Linked DNA regions of Homo sapiens: region 2 is linked to region 1. Evidence: chromatin contacts called from ENCODE Hi-C or POLR2A ChIA-PET data. All regions are on one chromosome and are shown on one strand. Each heading gives the region's core, a stretch centred on a gene start or an enhancer-like site at or near the end of the contact. The rest is flanking DNA. Distances are from core to core; before and after follow the strand shown.

Evidence for each region. Hi-C counts contacts between places; a loop is a spot of excess contacts on that map. ChIA-PET counts read pairs that join two places held with the same protein, here RNA polymerase II (POLR2A). Pooled maps may share reads with other maps.
Region 2: a map of GM12878 shows a loop between it and region 1 (3-fold over the local background). The contact joins the promoter of DNAAF4 here to the enhancer-like site in region 1. A Hi-C loop is called at or near these places in 2 of 168 maps with a recorded cell type or tissue (GM12878 and posterior cingulate gyrus) and 1 of 50 pooled maps. POLR2A ChIA-PET finds 5 or more read pairs at or near these places in 3 of 52 experiments (CD8-positive, alpha-beta memory T cell, WTC11 and activated CD4-positive, alpha-beta T cell).

The regions. Positions count from the first base shown.
Region 1 is chr15:55,455,732-55,459,677 of GRCh38, reverse strand. All of the region lies in intron 5 of DNAAF4 (dynein axonemal assembly factor 4), which reads left to right. The region is part of intron 4 of DNAAF4-CCPG1 (DNAAF4-CCPG1 readthrough (NMD candidate)); the gene reads left to right. Among named protein-coding and RNA genes, the nearest start is that of DNAAF4-CCPG1, 41 kb to the left of the region's middle. Within about 2 kb of position 1,822, at least 2 of the 41 ENCODE cell types and tissues checked have a DNase peak (open chromatin) inside an H3K27ac peak, as active enhancers do.
Region 2 is chr15:55,506,461-55,510,406 of GRCh38, reverse strand. It overlaps DNAAF4 (dynein axonemal assembly factor 4), which reads left to right and starts at 2,173. Exons shown (of 10, transcript NM_130810.4): 1 at 2,173-2,285.

The DNA.
Region 1 (3,946 bases), core at 573-3,072:
TCCTGCTGACTTTGGTGTTCATTTGCATGGAATATCTTTTTCCACCCTGTTTATGAGTCCTTATATGTTAGGCAAGTCTGTTAAAAGACTTACTTGGTTGGTTGATTTTTATCCATTTGACATTCTGTATCTTTTAAGTGGAGCATTTAGGCCATTTACATTCAATATCAGTATTGAGATGTGAGGTACTGTTCTATTCATCATGCTAGTTGTTGCTGTACCTTATTTTTTTTCATTGTGTTATTGTTTTATAGATCCTATGAGATTTATGTTTTAAGGAGGTTCTATTTTGGTATATTTTGAGGTTTTGTTTCAATATTTAGAACTCCTTTTAGCATTTATTGTAGTGCTGGCATGGTAGTGACAAATTCAGCATTTGTTTGTTTGAAAAAGACTTTATCTCGCCTCTGGTTATGAAGCTTAGTTTCACTGGATACAAAACTCTTAGCGGATAATTATTTTGTTTAAGGAGGCTAAAGATAGGACCCCCATCCCTTCTGGCTTGCAGGGCTTCTGCTAAGAAATCTGCTGTTAATCTGATAGGTTCTCCTTTATAGATTACCTGGTGCTTTTGCCTCACAGCTCTTTTTTTTTTTTTTTTTGAGACAGAGTCTTGCTCTGTCACCCAGGCTAGAGTGCAGTAGCGTGATCTCGGCTCACTGCAACCTCCAACTCCCGGGTTCAAGCAATTCTCCTGCCTCAGCCTCCTGAGTAGCTGGGATTACAGGCACCTGCCACCACGCCTGGCTGATTTTTGTATTTTTAGTAGAGATGGTGTTTCACCATCTTGGTTGGCCAGGCTGGTCTCGAACTCCTGACCTCGTGATCCACCCGCCTTGGCCTCCCAAAGTGCTGAGATTACAGATGTGGGCCACTGTGCCTGACCTTGCCTCACAGCTCTTAAGATTCTTTCTTTCATCTTTACTTTAGACAATGTGATGACTATGTGCCTAGGCAATGATCTTTTTGCAATGAATTCCCCGGGTGTTCTTTGAGCTTCTTGTATTTGGATGTCTAGATCTCTAGCAAGACCATGGAAGTTTTTCTTGATTATTCCCTCAAGTATGTTTTCCAAACTTTTAGATTTCCCTTCTTCCTCAGGAGCACCAATTATTCTTATGTTTGCTTGTTTACATAATCTCAGATTTCTTGGAGGCTTTGTTCATTTTTTAAAATTCTTTTTTTCTTTGTCTTTGTTGGATTGGGTTCGTTTGAAAGCCTTGTCTTTGATCTCTGAAGTTATTTCTTCTACTTGTTCAAATCTATTGTTGAAACTTTCCAGTGTATTTTGCATTTCTTTAAGTGTGTCTTTCATTTCCAGAAGTTTTGATTATTTTTTCTTTATAATATCTATTTCTCTGGAGACTTTTCCATTCATATCCTCCTTTTTTTAAAAATTTCTTTAAGTTGATTTTCACCTTCCTCTAGTGCCTTCTTGAGGAGCTTAATAATCAACCTTCTGAATTATTTATCTGGCAATTCACAGATTTCTTCTTAGTTTGGATCCATTGCTGGAGAGCTAGTATGATCTTTTGGGGGTGTTACAGAACCTTGTATTGTCATATTACTAGAATTACTTTTCTGGTTCCTTCTCATTTGAGTAGACTGTTTCAGTGGTAAGATCTGGAACTCAAGGGCTACTGTTCAGATTCTTCTGTCCCATGGGTGTTCCCTTGATGTGGTGCCCTCCCCCTGCCACTAGGGATGGGGCTTCCTGAGAGCCAGACTGCAGTGATTGTTATTGCCCTTCTATTTCTAGCCACCCAGTTGGGCCCCAGGCTGGTGCTGGGGAATGTCTGCAAAGAGCCCTGTGATGTGATCCACAGGTCTCCCAGCCGTGGATACCAGCACCTGTTCTGGTGGTGGCAGGTGAGTGAAGTGGATTCTGTTGGAGTCTTTTGTTGTAATTTTGTTTAGTGCACTTCAAGTACTGGTTATGTAAGCAGTGAAGTTGTCACGTGGACAGATTCAGGACCTCTGGCTAGACAGGGTGTTGCAGGAAGTGGAATTAGCTGTTGTTTTCTCCTTCTTTGGAGCAGGGTTGTTCTGTTATGAGTTGCTATGGTGGCTTGAGTTCGTTGGGCTCCAGCCAGGAGGTGGCACTTTCAAGAGGGCACCAGCTGCAGTATAGAAGAGAGATATAATCTTGATGTTGGCCGGGACAAGTACTCGGGTTTCTCAGGTGATGGGCAGGGCCATAGAGCAGGTAGAGAAAACCTTGCCCCATCAGGTGGGGGCAAGGTTAGTTGGGTCTGGGCTCAGGCTCCCCTTGGGTGGGGCTTGCTGTGGCCACAGTGGGGGTGGAGGGGATTCTCAGGCCAATGGAATTATGTTCCCAGGGGCATTATGGCTGCCTCTGCTGTGCTATACAGGTCACCAGGGAGGTGGGGGAAAGCTGGCAGTGACAGGCCTCACCTAGCTCCCAGGCAGCCACCAAGGCCAGTCTCACTCTGGCCATGCCACCCCAACCGCACTGCGTTTATATCCAGGCAGTTGGTGAGCAGGGCTGAGATCTTGCCCCAGACTATAAGCCTTGCCACTGAGAAAGCAAGAGGGCTGTTAGGCCTCACCAGTCCCTGCCTGCCCACACTATTGGCTGTGGCTTCTGCACTCGCATCTGTACTTCCCATTTGCCCCCTCTGCCACCAATTTCTGCTTAGGAAAATTCCTGCTCAGTCAAAATTATTACAAAGTTCAGCTACAAGCTTCCTTCACCCTGTGGTCCTGCCCCAATTCCACTGGCTGCCTTCCCGTCTCCAAGGACCTCTGTGAGATCACGCCAGGAATGGCTTCCTTGGACTCCAGCTGGGGATGGAAGTACCTATAGGGCTCTTCCTGCTGCTTCTTCTACTTTCATATTTTGCTCAGCTACCTAAATCTATTTCAGCTCAGGGTAAAGTTAAATCCTTCCCCTGTGATCTGGATTTTCAGGTTCCCCAGTGGGGATGTATGTTCAGAGACTGACCTTTTCTTCCCTCACACTTTGGGAACTCACGGTTTTTCAGCTGTTTCATGGCATTTGCAGCAGCGAACCACTTCTTTCAAAGGGTCTGTGAATTCTTTCAGTTTTCCTACAGTGTTTCTTGCGGTGTTCCTGAAGTGATTCTTGGAGTAAAAGTTCGCATTGTGAGTCTCCAGATGCTGTTCTGTCCATCCAGGTGGCAGCTGCATGTTAATCCTGTCTCCGATCTGCCATTTTCCCTCCTATCTCCCAATGAATATAATTCTATACTGAAAGCTACGAGTTTGGTTTTATCTAATTTTAGAATATTAAACTTTGTTTTGGATGCATTTTCCGCCGGATGCAGTGGCTCACGCCTGTAATCCCAGAACTTTGAGAGGCTGAGGCGGGCAGATCACCTGAAGTCGGGTGTTCAAGACTAGCCTGACCAACATGGAGAAACCCTGTCTCTACTAAAAATACAAAACTAGCCGGACGTGGTGGTGGGTGCCTGTAATCCCAGCTACTCGGGAGGCACTGAGGCAGGAGAATCGCTTGAACCCAGGGAGGTGGAGGTTGCAGTGAAGCGAGATCTTGCCATTGCACTCCAGCCTGGGCAACAAGAGTGAAACTCCATCTCAAAAAAAAAAAAAAGAAATATTTAGTATTTTCCTTACATAAGTCATTATTGAATTCCTATAAATTTAACATTTTAGTGTAAAATCACATATATAATAATAATAATTAACATTTATTAGGTGACTACTATGTGCCAGGGGATTTTATTGCTTGGGTCACTCAGTCTTCACAACACTTCAGTCTAAGTGCTGCTATTCTTATTTTAGAGGAAATAGATGTTCAGAAAAAAAAAATAACTATGAATAAGTAAACTTGTGGGATTTGAACCCAGATCTGGTCTGCATCTGAAACCTGTGCTATTTCCACCAGGTCATATGTCTTTACAACTTTAACAGTGAGGCTTGGCATATTGAAAAGTCATTTAGA
Region 2 (3,946 bases), core at 924-3,423, 50 kb before region 1:
AGGATTAATTAAGCCTACAAAATTCTACTTTAATAATAGTTGTTCTCCTTAAGAGTCCCTTAAAACTTTTTTTTTTAATTAAATAACTAGGCCAGGTGTGGTGGCTCACACCTGTAATCCCAGCACTTTGGGAGGCTGAGGTGGGTAGATCCCCTGAGGTCAGGCATTCAAGACCAGCCTGGCCAACATGGTGAAACCCCGTCTCTACTAAAAATACAAAAAAATTAGCCAGGCATGGTGGCGCATGCCTGTACTCCCAGTTACTAGGGAAGCTGAGGCAGGAGAATCACTTGAACCCAGGAGGTGGAGGTTTCAGTGAGCCAGGATCACACCACTGCACTCCAGTCTGGGCAATGGAGCGAGACTCCGTTTTGAAAAAAAAAAAATGAAATAAGTGGTATTGTGCCAAAACAAGTCTAATAGGAAAAACAATCAAGCTCATACCCTATAAATATATATCTAAGATATTAGGACCCAAAAGAAAAGGAAAATTATGCAGGGTCACTTCACATTCTACATGACCTCTACCTAGATATTCTCATTTAATTTTAAATCACATTATCATTTCCGAAAGCCCAAATTTAAAATAGTAAAATAACTAATGCATTTAACACCTAGTGCCTAGAGTTTGGTCTGTAAAGCTATTCTCCACTAAATAGAACTAAAAGTTCTTGGAGAATTTCAATTCCTAGAGAAAAAAAAAGAAAAGAAAAACCTTTAAGGTGGACCTAAGTGATCTTGCTACTAGAATGAGGGATTTTTTTAAATGCCTTTTAAAGTTCCAAAGTGGTGTTAAGAAAACATAGAAAGCAACCTTTTCCAATGGCAAAATTTCGAATTTTGCACATCAAAAGTAAATAAAATTATAGGTAATTAATTTTAGGTTACGAATAGTAAATCATACTTAATTTTTGCTCCATAATGTATGCTTACACTCTCTAAGAACCTCAGGATATGAAATAAGGAAATAAGTATGCTTGTGTACTATAGAGATTGTTTTGAAATTTTTACTTTAAACTTGTAATATTTTTTACAAACAAAATAATTTATGGATTTACATACATAAACTATTAATAATAAAAGGAATAAGTATAAATCTATCACTGAAAATTACAGAGAGAGGAAAAAAATAACCTGGTGATATGGTTTGGCTGTGTCACCACCCAAATCTCATCTTGAATTGTAGTTCCCATAATCCCAACGTGGGGACCCAGTGGGTGATAACCGAATCATGGGGGCAGTTACCTCCATGCTGCTCTTGTGGTAGTGGGTGAGTTCTCATGAGATCTGATGATTTTATAAGGGGCTTCCCCCTACTTTGCTCTGCACTTCTCCTTGCTGCGGTCATGTGAAGAAGGACGTGTTTGCTTTCCCTTCCACCAAGATTGTAAGATTCCTGAGGCCTCCCCAGCCTTGCAGAATTGTGAGTCAATTAAACCTCTTTCCTTTATAACCCAGTCTTGGGTATGTCTTTATTAGCAGCGTGAGAACAGACTAATACACCTGTCAGTCTCCTTCATGCTTTCTGATTGCACGCTTTAATGCAATGACCAGAATCAAACAGAAACGACCTTGGGTGTTTTCTCTGGATTTTCCTGGGCAACCAGCCAGTGGGACCTGGACCTTCTGGCTCACAGTTGGAGGGGCTACACCTGAACTCAGCTTTTCATGGGATGGACAGTTTCTTCCAACACAAGTTCCAACAACTTTCTGTTTGACCCAAGGTCTCCAGATACTGGATAATGGGCTTTTTCAAAAAATACCTATCGGGCCGGGCGCAGTGGCTCACGTCTGTAATCCCAGCACTTTGGGAGGCCGAGGGGGGCGCATCACGAGGTCAGGAGATTAAGACCATCCTGGCTAACACAGTGAAACCCCGTCTCTACTAAAAATACAAAAAATTAGCCGGGCATGGTGGCGGGCGCCTGTAGTCCCAGCTACTGGGGAGGCTGAGGCAGAAGAATGGCGTGAACCCGGGAGGTGGAGCTTGCAGTGAGCTGAGATCGTGCCACTGCACTCCAGCCTGGGCGACAGAGTGAGAGTCTGTCTCAGACAAACAAACAAACAAATAAATGCCTGTAAACAGACTGCCTGGTGCTCTAGTAGTTTCCTTACTGACAAAATTCTTTTTGTGTGTGCCCTATAAATAGGAGAGCAACAAGAGGATGGGATTCCTCTCCTATTATGCAAACCCACACCATGGATCCAGCAGACTACTCTGGCCCCAGCATGCTGCTCCTTGGGATGATGGGAGAAGGGGGAAACCTGTGTTTTCTCTTGGTTTTGTAAGTTTCCCCTTTCCCCAGTAAAACTCATCCCTTAATCTAGTGGTTCTCAAACTTTGGTGTGTATCAAAATTATCTGGTAGGCTGGATAAAACACAGATTGCTGTGCCCCACTTCCAGAACTTCTGGTTCAATAGATCTAGAAGGAGACTGGGAATTTGCATTTCTAACAGGTCCCCAGATGATGGTAATATTGCTGGTGGTGGTGGGGAGGACCACATTCTGAGAACCTCTGTATTTAATTTTATTTGTATTTATTTATTTTATTTATTGTTTTAATTTAATTTTTGAGTCCCTGTTACTCAGGCTAGAGTGCAGTGGCATAATCATAGTCCACTGTAACCTGAACTCCTGGCCTCAAGTGACACTCCCAAAGTGCTGAGATTACAGGCGTGAGACACAATGTGCATCCCGGGCCTTCGTTTTAATTCATACAGTGTGACTATGTGGTAATCAGTTCTGTTGGTTACCAAAAAGGCTCCCACTTGTATGAACTTCACATAAGAGTTAACCACTCTCCTTTCTAGTGCCTATCTTTACAGACGACCCCTGACTTATGATGGTTTCTCTTTGATTTCCTAACTTTACAGTGATGCAAAAGCTATATGCATTCAGTAGAAACCATGCTGTGAGTACCCATACAACCATTCTGTTTTTCATTTTTAATACAGTATTCAATAAATTACAGGGTATATTAGACACTTTATTACACCTTATTATGTTAGATGACTTTGCCCAACTGTAGGCTAATGTAAGTGTTCTGAGCATGTTTAAGGTAGGGTAGCCTAAGCTATGGTGTTTGGTAGGTTAGGTGTTTTACATGTATTTTTGACATAGGATATTTTCAACTTATGATGGGTTTATCAGGAGGTAACCACATTGTAAGTAGAGAAGTGTTTGTATAGTTTTACCACATACCTAGGAATCCTTATCTAGTGGATTCAGTTTCCGTTGTTCAAAAGTTTTATAAAGGCCAGGCATGGTAGCTCATGCCTGTAATCCCAGCACTTTGGGAGATGGAAGTGAACGGATCACCTGAGGTCAGAAGTTCGAGACCAGCCTGGCCAACATGGTGAAACCCCACCTCTAATAAAAATACAAAAAATTAGCCAGGCTTGGTGGTGGGTGCCTGTAATCCCAGCTACTCAGGAGGCTGAGACAGGAGAATCGCTTGAACCTGGGAGGCAGAGATTGCAGTGAGCCAAGATGCCCCATTGCACTCCAGCCTGGGTGACAAGAGTGAAACTCCATCAAAAAAAGAAAAAAGAAAAATAAAAAAGTAAAAGTTGTATAAAATAGCATTATTTCTTGAGGATATTATTTGACTTGCTTTTTTCACTCATCCATCCAATGTATAGCTATCATTCACTCATTTTTATTGTTGTATAATATTCTGTTTTGTGTATATACCTGTTGAAAGACATTTGGCTTATTTTCAGGTTTTTTTCTATGAAGTTGCTATGAACACCTATAAATGTTTCCTAGTGTATAGGACCAAGACTTTTTCTAGGGCAGTAATTCTCAGATGGGGGAAATTTTGCTATTCCCACCCACCCCTGAAACCCAGAAGACATTTGGCAATGTCTGGAGACACTTTTATTATTAGAACTCAGGAGTGTTACTAGAATTAAGAGGGTGGATGCTGCTAAACATCTTAAAAT